Linked DNA regions of Homo sapiens: region 2 is linked to region 1. Evidence: read pairs that join two places in POLR2A ChIA-PET (ENCODE). Cell type or tissue: HepG2. All regions are shown on one strand. Links, peaks and the distances in the headings refer to the core of each region. The heading gives the core; the rest is flanking DNA. Region 1 overlaps PRSS36 (serine protease 36). Region 2 holds the start of KRABD5 (KRAB domain containing 5).

Region 1 (7,282 bases), core at 1,931-4,430:
CAAGTGAATTTATTTATGTATTTATTTATTTATTTATTTAATTTATTTTTTGAGACGGAGTTCCTTTTTTTTTTTTTTTTTTTTTGAGACGGAGTCTTGCTCAGTCGCCCAGGCTGGAGTGCAGTAGCATGATCTCAGCTCACTGCAACCTCCGCCTCCCGGGTTCACGCAATTCTCCTGCCTCAGCCTCCCGAGTAGCTAGGACCACAGATGCCCGCCACGACGCCCAGCTAATTTTTTTTTTGTATTTTTAGTAGACACGGGATTTCACCAGGTTAGCCAGGATTGTCTCGATCTCCTGACCTCGTGATCCACCCGCCTCAGCCTCCCAAAGTGCTGGGATTACAGGAGTGAGCCACCGCGCCCGGCCGAGACGGAGTTTCACTCTTATTGCCCAGGCTAGAGTACAATGGCACGATCTCAGCTCACCACAACCTCTGCCTCCCGGGTTCAAGCGATTGTCCTGCTTCAGCCTCCCAAGTAGCTGGGATTACAGGCATGTGCCACCACGGCCAGCTAATTTTGTATTTTTAGTAGAGATGGGGTTTCTCCATGTTAGTCAGGCTGGTCTCGAACTCCCGACCTCAAATGATCCGCCTGCCTCGGCCTCCCAAAGTTCTGGGATTACAGGCGTGAGCCACCATGCCCAGCTATTTATTTATTTATTGAGACAGAGTTTTGCTCTTGTTGCCCAGGCTGGAGTGCAATGGCACGATCTTGGCTCACTGCAAACTCCACCTCTCGGGTTCAAGCAATTCTCCTGGCTCACCCTCCCAAGTAGCTGGGATTACAGGCATGAGCCACCATGCCCAGCCAAGGCCGAGTGAATTTAAAAACCAAAGACAGCATAGCCAGGAGCAGTGACTCATGCCTGTAATCCCAGCTAATCAGAAAAATTGAGGCGGGAGGATCACTTGAGCCCAGGAGTCTGAGACCAGCCTGAGCAACATAGTGATACCTCATCCCAAAAAAAGAGACAAACTGGCTGGGCACAATGGCTCACGCCTGTAATCCCAGCACTTTAGGAGACCGAGGCACGTGGATCACTTGAGGTCGAGAGTTTGAGACCAGCCTGGCCAACATGGCAAAAACCCATCTCTACCAAAAATACAAAAATTAGCCGGCTGTGGTGGTGTACACCTGTAGTCCCAGCTACTCGGGAAGCTGAGGCAGGAGAATCACTTGAACCCGGGAGGCAGAGGTTGCAGTGGGCTGAGGTTGCACCACTGCACTCCAGCCTGGGAGACAGAGCGAGATTCCGTCTCAAAAAAGAAAAGAAAGAAAGAAAAAGAAAGGGAAGGAAAGAAGGAAGGAAGGGAGGGAGGGGAATTATTTGAGCTAGTAACAACAAGAATCACTTGGCTCTAATGACAACTGCAGGATTATCTTGTGTGGCTTTGAATGCACTCCCCTGGTGCTCTTGGCTCTGGCTGCCATCGGCCTTCTGCTTACAGGGATTTCTTCTGTTTAGAGCCGCAGGGAATGCAGAGGACAAGGCCTAGCCAAGGAGGGTTTCTAGGAGAAGGGAGAAGGTGGTGTATGTTGGGCCAAAAGGAGGTGCAGGACCTTTTCGAGTAGGTCCCTGGGCTGACCCCTTGACATGCAGTCATCTGCCACTAGGGTGACTCTGGGGGGCCCCTGGTCTGTGAGGAAGGCGGCCGCTGGTTCCAGGCAGGAATCACCAGCTTTGGCTTTGGCTGTGGACGGAGAAACCGCCCTGGAGTTTTCACTGCTGTGGCTACCTATGAGGCATGGATACGGGAGCAGGTGATGGGTTCAGAGCCTGGGCCTGCCTTTCCCACCCAGCCCCAGAAGACCCAGTCAGATCCCCAGGAGCCCAGGGAGGAGAACTGCACCATTGCCCTGCCTGGTGAGTGGGCGGCACCCCTGGATGTAAGCGGGACATGGGAGAGTGAGTTGGGATGGAGACTGCTGGGAGTGATTGGGTTGCAGGAGGCCCACTGACCCAGGCCTCTCACCCCTCAGAGTGCGGGAAGGCCCCGCGGCCAGGGGCCTGGCCCTGGGAGGCCCAGGTGATGGTGCCAGGATCCAGACCCTGCCATGGGGCGCTGGTGTCTGAAAGCTGGGTCTTGGCACCTGCCAGCTGCTTTCTGGAGTGAGTGAAAATCTACGTTTCAAGCCGATCCTTGCCCCTCCCTACAGCCTGAGATACCATCCATTCGGCCCCAGCCCCTCCCCAGGGGGTGTGGGGGGGGCGGGGTCCCATTCGGAGGTGTAGGATCCAGCACAAAAAGAGGGGTCCTGGCCTGGCAGGGGTGGGTAGAGGCATGGTAGATAGAAGTTCGATCCCGGAGGCGGGGGTGTGAGTGAGCTGTTGGAATGGGGGTGTCGTGGGGATCCCGCCAGGATGCAGGATCCTCGCCTGGCAAGTCTAAGCCGGGGTGTGAGGTTTCCAGCCACGTGTGCGGGATCCGGCCCACGTCCCTCGGCCCCCATCCCGCAGCCCGAACAGCTCCGACAGCCCACCCCGCGACCTCGACGCCTGGCGCGTGCTGCTGCCCTCGCGCCCGCGCGCGGAGCGGGTGGCGCGCCTGGTGCAGCACGAGAACGCTTCGTGGGACAACGCCTCGGACCTGGCGCTGCTGCAGCTGCGCACGCCCGTGAACCTGAGCGCGGCTTCGCGGCCCGTGTGCCTACCCCACCCGGAACACTACTTCCTGCCCGGGAGCCGCTGCCGCCTGGCCCGCTGGGGCCGCGGGGGTGAGCTGGGGACCGGCGCTGGGCCGGGCGGCACCGGGCGGTGCAGGGGCCGTCTGGGCCGCAGCGCGGGCTCCCTGCCTTTTCCCTTCCAGAACCCGCGCTTGGCCCAGGCGCGCTGCTGGAGGCGGAGCTGTTAGGCGGCTGGTGGTGCCACTGCCTGTACGGCCGCCAGGGGGCGGCAGTACCGCTGCCCGGAGACCCGCCGCACGCGCTCTGCCCTGCCTACCAGGAAAAGGAGGAGGTGGGCAGCTGCTGGGTAAGCGGCGGGGGCGGGGCCCGCGGAACGCGGGCCCGAGAGGGCTCTAGGAAGAGGGCGGGGCCTGTGGAAGGCGAGTCCAAGTGGGCTCTAGGGAGAGGGCGGGGCCTGCGGAAGGCGGGTCCGAGTGGGCTCTAGGGAGGGAGCGGGGCCTGGGGAAGGCGGGTCCGAGTGGGCTCTAGGAAGGGGCGGGGCTTGCGGAACTGGGAATGGGGCGGAGCCGGGGTGGAAGCGGGGCCAGAACGAGCTGGGGGTGGGGCCTGCCCCTAGAGAACTTTTGGGAGGGAGCTGAGGCGGGCTCTGAGCTGGTGCTATGGTTTCTCTCTATCTCTGGATTTAAGGAGAATCTTAAAGTGAGGGCTGAATTCTTACACAAATTAGTATTTGGAGTCTGATTTGGAGAAGGTGGAACTTGATACTTCCGCAAATGGGAAAATCTGGAGTCCTGGAAAGCCCCAGGAGCTCTGATATTCTCTGCACACACGCAGAGGCAAGTAACACACACACTTTGTTGCTGCAGAATGACTCGCGTTGGAGCCTTTTGTGCCAGGAGGAGGGGACCTGGTTTCTGGCTGGAATCAGAGACTTTCCCAGTGGCTGTCTACGTCCCCGAGCCTTCTTCCCTCTGCAGACTCATGGCCCATGGATCAGCCATGTGACTCGGGGAGCCTACCTGGAGGACCAGCTAGCCTGGGATTGGGGCCCTGATGGGGAGGAGACTGAGACACAGACTTGTCCCCCACACACAGAGCATGGTGGTGAGCAGGACGCTTTTGGGCCCTAGGGGCTCCTGGGAGTGCACAGACCCATGGCAGGGGCTCAGGGGTCAGCCATGGGGCCCCAACTGAGGTGGCCACCTCCTCTCCCTAGCCTGTGGCCTGCGGCTGGAGGCTGCTCCAGTGGGGGTCCTGTGGCCCTGGCTGGCAGAGGTGCATGTGGCTGGTGATCGAGTCTGCACTGGGATCCTCCTGGCCCCAGGCTGGGTCCTGGCAGCCACTCACTGTGTCCTCAGGTGGGTCTCACTCGTCTCCTAGGCGAGAGACGGGAGGGGAGAATGGAACAGAGCCAAAGACTTGTTTTTGTTATTTGTTTGTTTGTTTGTTTAAAAAAAATTAACAATGAGATCTTGCTGTGTTGCCCAGGCCAGCCTCAAGCAATCCTCCTGCCTTGGCCAACGTACTAAGATTACAGGCATGAGCCACTGTGCCTCACCCAAAGGACTCTTAAAATAGTGGGATATTCTCCTTTAAGCATCTTACAGCTGGGCGCAATGGTTCACACCTGTAATCCTAGCACTTTGGGAGGCCGAGGCGGGCAGATCATGAGGTCAGGAGTTCAAGACGAGCCTGGCCAACATGGTGAAACCCCTCTACTAAAAATACAAAAATTAGCCAGGGGTGGTGGCAGGCGCCTGTAACCCCAGCTACGTGGGAGGCTGAGGCAGGAGAATCGCTTGAACCCAGGGAGGGCAGAGGTTGCAGTGAGCCAAGATTGCGCCACTGCACTCCAGTCGGAGCGACAGAGCAAGACTCTGTCTGGGGTGGGGCATGAGGGAAGAATCTTACAGCACTGGGAGATGTTTTGACCTAGAAGGGAGATTTGGAAGGAGGGATGATGAAGGAGTGAGTGGCATGACCCCAGAGAGTCATCCTTCCCCTGGGCTGGGAAGGACTTTGCCAGCAATGGGAGGAGCAGAAGGTGACATTGGACCTTGTTCCAACAGGCCAGGCTCTACAACAGTGCCTTACATTGAAGTGTATCTGGGCCGGGCAGGGGCCAGCTCCCTCCCACAGGGCCACCAGGTATCCCGCTTGGTCATCAGCATCCGGCTGCCCCAGCACCTGGGACTCAGGCCCCCCCTGGCCCTCCTGGAGCTGAGCTCCCGGGTGGAGCCCTCCCCATCAGCCCTGCCCATCTGTCTCCACCCGGCGGGTATCCCCCCGGGGGCCAGCTGCTGGGTGTTGGGCTGGAAAGAACCCCAGGACCGAGGTGAGACCCCTGGGTCACGGGAACGAGGAGTAGCTGGAGGCCAGAGCCCTGGAACAACTTTGTCTCCTCTCCCCAGTCCCTGTGGCTGCTGCTGTCTCCATCTTGACACAACGAATCTGTGACTGCCTCTATCAGGGCATCCTGCCCCCTGGAACCCTCTGTGTCCTGTATGCAGAGGGGCAGGAGAACAGGTGTGAGGTACAGGGGCCTGGGCGTCCTGGAGTAGGCAGGGGAGAGGCAGTGTTGGACTACTGTACCCTAGAGAGATAGCAGAATTGGAATTTTTTTTTTTTTTTTTTTTTGAGACAGAGTCTCACTCTGTCCCCCAGCTGGAGTGCAGTGGCGCGATCTCGGCTCACTGCAAGCTCCACCTCCCTGGTTCATGCCATTCTCCTGCCTCAGCCTCCCGAGTAGCTGGGACTACAGGCACCCGCTACTACGCCCGGCTAATTTTTTGTATTTTTAGTAGAGACGGGGTTTCACTGTGTGAGCCAGGATGGTCTTGATCTGATCTCGTGATCCGCCGGCCTCGGCCTCCCAAAGTGCTGGGATTAGAGGTGTGAGCCACTGCGCCCGGCCAAGGAATTTTTTTTTTTTTTTTTTTTTTTTTTTGAGACTGAGTCTCGCTCTGGTACCCAGGCTGGAGTGCAGTGGTGTGATCTTGGCTCACTGCAACCTCCACCTCCCAGGTTCAAGAGATTCTCCTGCCTCAGCCTCCCTAGTAGCTGGGATTACAAGCATGCACCACCACACCTGGTTAATTTTTGTATTTTTAGTAGAGACAGGGTTTCACCATGTTGGCCAAGCTGGACTCAAACTCCTCACCTCAAATGATCCGCCCACCTTGGCTTCCCAAAGGGTTGGGATTAGAGGTGTGAGCCACTGCACCTGGCCAGGATTGGAATTATTGGGTATTTGGCCCCAAATGGGACCCTAGCTGGACCCGGGAGAGAAACCAGGGACCTGGATGTCTAGGGATGCAGACCAGAGTGCTTCGTGGCCAGACCCTGGGGAAAGGGGGAGGGGACCAAGAGGAAGGGCAGCAGACCCACGTGGCCTCGCTCCAACTCTGCAGATGACCTCAGCACCGCCCCTCCTGTGCCAGATGACGGAAGGGTCCTGGATCCTCGTGGGCATGGCTGTTCAAGGGAGCCGGGAGCTGTTTGCTGCCATTGGTCCTGAAGAGGCCTGGATCTCCCAGACAGTGGGAGAGGCCAACTTCCTGCCCCCCAGTGGCTCCCCACACTGGCCCACTGGAGGCAGCAATCTCTGCCCCCCAGAACTGGCCAAGGCCTCGGGATCCCCGCATGCAGTCTACTTCCTGCTCCTGCTGACTCTCCTGATCCAGAGCTGAGGGGCTAGGGTCCCAGCACCACTTCCCCCTTCTCCACCCTCTACTTCCCGCCCAGTGGGGCTGGAATGTGGCCCAGCCGGCTGGAACCTCAAGGGCCCCACCCACCGAGATTGCAGCGGCTCTGGCTAATTGGGCCTCAGTGCCCGGGCTATTTTGAACCCAGGAATCCTTGGGGGTGGTGGGAGGAGCGGACAATAAAGGTGTAAACACAGGTACCTGTGTGGCCTTGTGGCATCGCCGTGGGCAGGCTGAGGGGCTGGGCATCAGAGGCTAAGCGGGAAGCCCAAGGGGGAGGTCCCCTCCCTCCTCCCTCCTCCGGCCTCTGAGTCAGGCCTTGGGCTCTCAGGAAATGTACCCTGATAACCTGGCAGCGATTCCTTCATTCCTGTCCCAGGGCAGGGAAGTCGGGTGGCCAGCTGGCTGTGTGTCACCTGCCCAGTGGAGTCAGCACCCTCGGCACGTGCTGGACATCTCATCCCCTGCTCAGACCCGCTGCCCTCGCTGCCCGCCATAGACACACCTCAATGCACAATGCTCCGATGTATCCCCTGCACACACACAACACTTGGGCCCTTCAAGGGTCTGCCACTTTCACATTCTGCCCAGAACTTGGGTCCCTTATATGTGAACCTCACTCCCTTACCCACTGCTTACCTGCACCTCCCTGCATTCATTCAACCCGTGTTCCCTGGTGGCTACTAAGTCGTGGCACAATTGGGGTCTGATATATAAGCCCACAAAGTCCTCCCAATCTAGTGGGGACACATGTGGACATCCCTGGCTGGGATTGGGAAGATGTCATAGCAGTGATGTTTGAGCACAGAAAAAGGGAAGGTGGTTTCCAGCCAATGAATCTACAATTAAAAAGTAACGCAAAACCAGAGACGAGGTGCGGCAGCTCATGCCTGTAATCCCAGCACTTTGGGAGGATCGCTTGAGGCCAGGCATTCCAGACCAGCCCG
Region 2 (7,282 bases), core at 2,660-5,159, 570 kb before region 1:
TTCTTTGCTACCTATAGTTCAAATCAATGATTCCCAGTCCTAGAGAAAGAATGTCCCGAATCAAAAACTGACAGCCAGGCACAGTGGCTCACGCCTGTAATCCCAGCACTTTGGGAGGCCGAGGCAGGCAGATCACCTGAAGTCAGGAGTTTGAGACCAGCCTGGACAACATGGTGAAACCCCATCTCTACTAAAAATACAAAAACTAGCCCTGTGTGGTGGCAGGCACCTATAATCCCAGCTACTTGGGAGGCTAGGCAGGAGAATCGCTTGAACCCAAGAGGCAGAGGTTGCAGTGAGCCAAGAACGCACCACTGCACTCCAGCCTGGGCAACACAGCAAGACTCAAAAAAAAAAAAAAAAAAAAAAACAAAGACTGACTGACAAAAGACAAAAGATCTGTTTAGCTGTTACAATGATTTAGACATATTTCCAAAAGGCAGAAAAAAACTTACATACAAAAATTCTCTAAAGTAAATGATTCAAGAAAAAGAAGGAGAGAAATATGTCTTCCCTTATTTTCAAGAAGAGTTAAGTCTCATATTTTTAATTTGTATTTGTTCTCACAACTGGGAGATCTAGGGCCATAATCTTGAATTAATGGACATCTGAATTCCAGCAGGCGCTAGATTCAGGCACCTGAGGATTTGCCTTGGACACACCGCATGCACATAAAAAGGGGTTTGTGGGCCAGGCATGGTGGCTCACGCCTGTAATCCCAGCACTTTGGGAGGCAGAGGCAGGTGGATCACTTGAGCCCAGGAGTTCGTGATGAGCCTGGGCAACATATTGAGACCCTCCCTGTCTCTACAAAAATTGCAAAAATTAGCCAGGTGTGGGGGGCACATGCCTCCAGTCCCAGTGATTGGGGAGGCTGAGGTGGGAGGATCACCTGAGCCCAGGGACGTCAAGACTGCATGATCATGCCACTGCACTCCAGCCTGGGCGACACAGTGAGAGACCCTGTCAGGGTTTGTGGGGAAGTTAAAAGGCAGAAGGGAAGGTGCTACTAAGAACTCTCACATGGGGGGCAGTGCAGAACTGGTGGAAGGACTGGTTTGTGCTACAGATACTGGCCCAGGCAAGGCTATGCTCTGACTTACTCCTGTGTCCATGCAGGCAGATGAGACTATGACTGGGTGGTCCACAAGCCTAGGTTGATGGAGGGACTGGGTTGCTGCTGCAGTTTCAGGGTCTGGGGGCAAGGATAAGCCAGGAGTCCTCTAGGCACCTGTATGGGAATTTTGGCAGGAAACTCTAGGAGCAAAGGTGCTATGGGCACAATTCCTGAGGGTCATGTCTTGTCCTGAAAGGGGCATGGCGACGCCAGTGCCTAGTGGGTGTGTTCAGAGTGGGTGGGAATTATGTGGTGGCAGCACAGTGGGGGCAGGGGTCTGTTCTCAGAACTTCTTCCCTTTCTGTCCTCAGTCGCTTCTCACCCTGGGAGGAGACGTGGAATCACAGGACAATGTGTAGGGTGACAGTCTGTGTGCAGGGGAATACAGCCTCCCTTCCTGGAGACACCCAGAGTCTCTCTCCAGCCCAGGTCCCTGTGCTATCTTTTTTATGACACTGTGTGGAGTTTGCTGAACACCAGCCAATTCTCCAACACCAACTGGTTGTCCAACAACTCAATTCTGACAGCACCCAGAGGCAGCACAGACCCCACAAGTTCAGAGTTCAGTGCCACAACACTGCCCCTCTACAGATGCCAGTCACAATTCCCCAGGGGCCATCTATACTTCTGAGCTACTGCCTGTAAGTTAGGGCCTCCCATAATACCCTACTCAAGTTCATTAATTTTATACAAGGATTCACAGAACTCAGCAAAGACTGTAATTGCATTGACCAGTTTATTATAAAAGATACAACTCAGCCTAATGGAAGAGATGTGTAGGGCAAGAGAAAGGAGTGGGGAAAAGATGGAGTAGGTAGTTAACCCTGGGAAGCAGCTGTGATGAAAGAAATCCCCCTTCCTTTTTGTTCTTCAAGAGCAGCTTACTGCAAAGAATCTTCTTCCTGTTATGACTTAGATGATGCTCCCTGTTTTAGGTATCACAAAGCCACAAACTCTCCTATTTCCTTTTTTTCCCCCTCATAAGCAATTAAATAAAGAGTTTTATCTTCGATGGTCAAAACAAAATATGTGTTAACCAAAGTTGCTTAAATTTCTCCCCTTCTCCAAGGTGCCTGAGGTTTGTCCCACCCACAGCCTGAGTCAACATTCAACCCCTCTTTATGCCCCTCCTAAGAACAGGCTGACTTCAGGGTGAAACATTCTCTGATCAGGGATCTGATTTAGTCCAGGAGTCGTGCCCTTCCCCTCCCACCTTGAATCATGTTTGCTCCTCCCTATGAAAGAAAGGCCTTTTCTGCTTCAACTGTGAGATCCACAAATATCTTACAGTTGGTGCTTTCCTCCTCTTGCAATACTCCTTTACAATTAAGGCACTTCTTACCTATATCCAGATGTTTTATTTGACCAAGTCAAGAAACAGCCCCAGGACACTAACAATTCCACCCTCAGAAAGAGCTTCCCAATCTCCCTTCCAGCCCAACCTCGACCACATCCGCCTGTGAATCCCCTGCTTTCCAGAACTCTGCAGCTTCTCCCAGTAACAAAGGGCTCCCTCCATGGCTGCTGTGAACCTCAGGGACACCTGAAGGGGGCGCTCCCCAGGAAGAACTAACTGGGCCTTCAATGACCTCCTTTTGCAGGCTCAAATAAGACTGAGGTCTTCTATGCCTAGTCAGGGTTATTCCACACACCCGCTTCTCAATTCGCAGGCTCTCTCTTTCAGGTCCATCGAGGTGGGGTGCCTTCTTCCCATCTCATCAGCTCTCCACAAGCATCTAGCGAGCTCTAAAACCTACCCCAGGATAGCAAACGTCAGACCTTCCTCCACTCTCCTGGCACTGCACGCCTTCTGGGGAGTGCTGCCAATCCTACCTCAACTGAAGGGACAGGAGCAGGTGCCCAGCCAGTCAGATGTTCAGTGACCTAACAGGTTTCAGGAAAATAGCAAAATCACTCAAAACAGTTTTTATAGAAAGGAAGGAAACTGTAAGGCACTTACACTTTATACTTCAACAGGTAAGGCCAAAATACCTCTTTCGAGCAAGAAACATGTCATTTAATTATTTCCATAATAGCAGATCATTTAGTATATGTGAACACTTCTAGGAGGTGCCAAGTCCTGTCTCATAACATTTGGCATTAAAGTCGGACATCCAGATAGCAGTAGAATATGGAACACAGATATCCACTGTCACAAATCCTCCACTGCAAAAGAGAGGACCTGATATTTTAATGAATGTTTGTAATTGACCAATTAATCTAGCACACTTTCTGTGGAAATGTATTCGTTTTCTACAGCCAAAGTGGAAGAGAGATTGTCCCTATTTCTTTTCCCCAGCAGCATTCCTAAGCTGAGCCCTGGGATTTTGAAATCGCTGCTCCAGAGGACCCTAAACCACAAACCACGGCGGCAGGCTTCCCATTTCACCAATCGCTGTTTACCTAAATCAACCCTTTAACGCTTTAAGGGTGACTCCCCTTAATTTGTAAGAGGAAAAAGGAGACTGGGACACCACGGGGCACAGTATCTTCCCACACACGAATCACACGCCGACCCGGGATTTCCCCTAAGACCCTCACGTTCTCACCGCACAATCTCGGGAGACGCCGGGCTGCGGCGACCCAAAGACGGCTCCGGCCATGGCAGAGGTCGCTCTGCGGGGTCGGGAGGGGACCGGACGCGCGGGGTCCCGGCTGCCGGCCCGGCCGCCATCTTGCGGCGGAGGGGACCAAGGGCCGAGTTGCGTCCGCGGGGACTCAGGGCCCAGACCCCGAAGCTAACCTCAAAGAGGGTTCCCGCCGCTTCCGACCGCCCCTCTCCCTCTTCTGGGGACCCCCGACCTGGCACATTCACCATTTCCCAGCTTCCGGGATGTCCTGGCGTCTGAGCTACGGATCTCCCGGTGCCTGCCGGTCACAGAGTAACAGAGGTTCTGTCTATTCTCAGAACGCGAAGCCGCCTTGGCCTCCCAGATGGAAGGACTGGGAGCCCCTGGTGAAGAGACTGAGCTCTTACTGCAGCCAACAAAGGCCACCGCCAAATCCCGGAAGCCGCCCCTGCTCTCCGGCTACTCCCGATTGGAGGATTTCCACTCCGACGCCACTGATTGGGTAAAGCTCCAGGCCCCGCCCTCTCACTCGTTCTGCTTTTTGAATGGGAGACAGGCTCATTGAGGTGGGGCCACCTGCTGAGGGTATTACAGCTAATTTAAGGGGTGAGCTTGGACTTGAAATGCACTTGCTTTCCCGTACCTGGTTTTGCTTGTATAAGGCATCTTATTAGCTAATTAAGTTTAAGAAGGAGGGCATTTGGGCACCTTTAAAACAACTTTTTAACCGTTCTAATAACACAGGAAAGACCCTCATCCCATCCTTAGCACCTCTCATCACACGGTACCCCACTGCTCAGGACATAACTGTGGGACTGCAGAGGAAACTGCTGGGGTTTTTGGGGAGCATGCAGGAGGCTTCAACAGCCAAGGTAACGGTGGCTTCCCTTGGGTGTCACTTAAAATCTTGGGGTCAGGGACATCTTTTATCCAGTTGGCTCAGGGAAACTAACAGACAGGAGGATTGTAATTTTTTTTTTCTTTTCTGAATTTCCAAGACATAAAGGACTATCCAAGCATCCCAAAAGGCATTCAATTATACATAAGGCTGAGGGCCTCCCTGCTCTGGAGAGGGATGGCCTGGCAGCCACCAGCTGCAGTGAGCTGAGATAGTGCCACTGCAATGGGCCTTAAACTTGCCCTCTTGTAGACAGGCCACCTCCACACACCCGCTTCTCACATCGCAGGCTCTAACCCTCCGGTCCATCAAGGTGGGCTGCCTTCTTCCCATGTCATTAGCTCTCCACAAGCATCTAGTTAGCTCTAAAACCTACCACAGGATAGCAAACGTCAGACCCTCCTCCACTCTCCCGGCACTGCACGCCTTCTGGGGAGTGCTGCCAATCCCACCTCAACTGAAGGGACAAATCTGGGCAGGTGCCCAGTCAGATGTTCAGTGACCTAACAGGTCCAGCATGCCCAGGGCCTGACCCCACAGCCTAGCACCCCTCCCCCACCTGGCCTTCAATCCAGCCTTTCTTCTCCAATGACGGGATGTTCACCTGTGCCACAATCCCATTAGTCTAGTGACGAGGCCAGGTAAATCCCAGCTGAGTGCCTGTGACTCCACCCTCTTACTTCCCACTCAGGTGACATTACAAGCATAACCTTGAATTTGAGCTAATTTATACATATTCCTCTCCTAGTAACCTGTTTGACAACAGCCCTCACAATCCAGAGACTGGGGCAGCAGGTTCCAAAACCTCACTTTATTCCAATGTGAAATGAAGACATGATGGTTTAAAAATGAGAAAAAGTTCCTGATAAGCTGTGGGGGTGCTTCACTTGCCAGCTCATGCCCATTCCCTCTGAAACAAGGTGTCTGTTACCCATAAACAACTCTCTGTAAAGCCCCAGGTAGAGGTCACAGCTGGACGTGGCTCCCTCAGGCTCACAGGGTAGCAATCTCCTCCCCCAGTCCAGGCTTCCACAGCAGGCACGGACAGGTGCAGAGAGGGAGTGGCCATGGCCTGTGGGGTCCCCTGCCACCCTCAGAGCTAGTCTCTGCAGAAGGTGCTGTGTGGTAAGCAGCAGGGCTCCACAGAGAGGTGACAACCCTTCCTGTGTCTGCAACCTTTCCCCAGGATCCATGATTCAACCCTGGCTCCCTAGGCCCCTTACCCAGCACACCCTCCGTGTGTCAGGCAGCTCAGGTTAAAATGGGGAGAATGATATATTCCGACTGTAGACCCGAAGGTTCTGTCCATCTGGGGTACAGGGAGTAGGGACGCCAGTCAGAGCCTGTGGTAGCGCCTCCTGCTGGGCCTGAGGGCAGACAGGCCAGGGCTGGGCACAGGGACATCTGGGGGACCACCACTGACAAACCTGTCCCTCTCAGCCTGGAGCTACGGCCAGGCCAATCATGATTAATAAAACCACTGCAGCCTTCATCCTGCCACAAAACTAAAGTGGACCCCAACCCCCAGCCCTGCCACAAAGCTCTGCTCCCCATCTTTTTTGGCTTAAAACTTAGACATTAAGCCAGGTTGGGCCTGGGAGTTGTGGCAGTAAAACCAGCAGCCATAACGTCAACCACGCAAATGAGCTGAGGAATCCCATCTGTACATCATCCACTCAGAACTGCCTCGGAGCAATGCACAGGCTGGGACAGATCAATACTCATGGCCATGGATGCACTCCACACCCCTGTTGGAAGATGGAGAGGCTGAGGGGAATATGGGGAGCCCGAGTGGCCCCTCAGCTGGGAACTGAGGACCGTACATGCCATTCACAGGTCTTCAATTAGGCCTTTGCATCTTTAGGCTTTGTTGAATCAGTGCAAAAGCATCTTTTGGGGGGCATGCAGGCTGGGGTCCCAGGAGGATGGTGGGAGTGGAACGTGGAAGAGGGGCTCACTTCCTCTAAACTGCGAGCATGCCCCCTTCTCCTGGAGTCTGCATCGCTAACATCAGGGCCGCTGACTCTCTCTCTCTCAATCCCTGCAAGCTCAAGGAAAAAGGATCCTTGGCAGCCACAGGGCTGGGAGCTCAGTTCCTCTGCCCCCAGGGGCTCAGATTCAGTGGCCATAGGGGTCCCCAGCCCTAGCTCTGTTTTTTTGGTTTTGTTTTTTTGAGACAGGGTCTCACTCTATCACCCAGGCTGGAGTGCAGTGGCACAATCATGGCTCACTGCAGCCTGGACCTCTCAGGCTCAAGCGATCCTCCACCTCAGCCTGCTGAGTAGCTGGGACTACAGGTCGCGCCACCACGCCAAGCTAATTTTTGCTTTGTGTAGATGGGGTTTCATCGTGTTTCCTAGACTGATCTCCAACTCTTGAGCTCAAGTGATCCACCCACTTCAACCTCCCAGAATGCCCTATCCCTGTTTTTCTGGATTCCTGGAGCTAGTGACGCTGCACCACCTCTGCTTTCAGATTCTCCTAGTCTTCTGGGTGAGTAGAAGGTGGGAGAGGAGGTAGGTGTCAGACTGGGCCAGGGCCCTGGGCCCCCGCTAGCTTGGTTAAACTCCCACTTGGGACAGATCAGGTTCCGTGCCATATTCAGTGAGACGCGTGGAACAAGTACTTCCCTCCCAAAAGCAGAAAGATCCCTAATTGCTGACAGTCAGGATTCCATGCACTTGACTCGGCCTAGGG

Evidence for each region. ChIA-PET counts read pairs that join two places held together with the same protein. Peaks named below come from ENCODE experiments on the same cell type or tissue, not always from the same donor. Only the 100,000 strongest peaks of a DNase experiment are listed, where the experiment ranks them.
Region 2: POLR2A ChIA-PET joins it to region 1 with 12 read pairs; 2 of 35 experiments call an interaction of 5 or more read pairs at or near these places.

What each region holds. Positions count from the first base shown.
Region 1 is chr16:31,138,176-31,145,457 of GRCh38, reverse strand. PRSS36 (serine protease 36) reads left to right here. Exons shown (of 15, transcript NM_173502.5): 7 at 1,621-1,870; 8 at 1,987-2,116; 9 at 2,465-2,721; 10 at 2,814-2,977; 11 at 3,498-3,735; 12 at 3,848-3,989; 13 at 4,701-4,966; 14 at 5,043-5,164; 15 at 6,042-6,532. The coding sequence ends at 6,320. Among named protein-coding and RNA genes, the nearest start is that of PRSS8, 6.1 kb to the right of the region's middle. RefSeq lists enhancers at 2,434-2,513, 4,245-4,778, 4,779-5,314, 5,596-6,288, 6,289-6,982 and silencers at 2,564-2,973, 3,024-3,313. In HepG2, for the core only: a CTCF peak has its summit at 2,896 (motif pointing right); a DNase peak (open chromatin) is centred at 2,987; H3K4me3 peaks cover 1,522 bases.
Region 2 is chr16:31,710,086-31,717,367 of GRCh38, reverse strand. KRABD5 (KRAB domain containing 5) reads right to left here and starts at 4,124. Exons shown (of 5, transcript NM_001130913.2): 1 at 3,933-4,124. The coding sequence starts at 3,935. RefSeq lists enhancers at 2,664-2,713, 3,838-3,957 and a silencer at 3,688-3,747. In HepG2, for the core only: a CTCF peak has its summit at 2,680 (motif pointing right); a DNase peak (open chromatin) is centred at 4,157; H3K4me3 peaks cover 1,695 bases.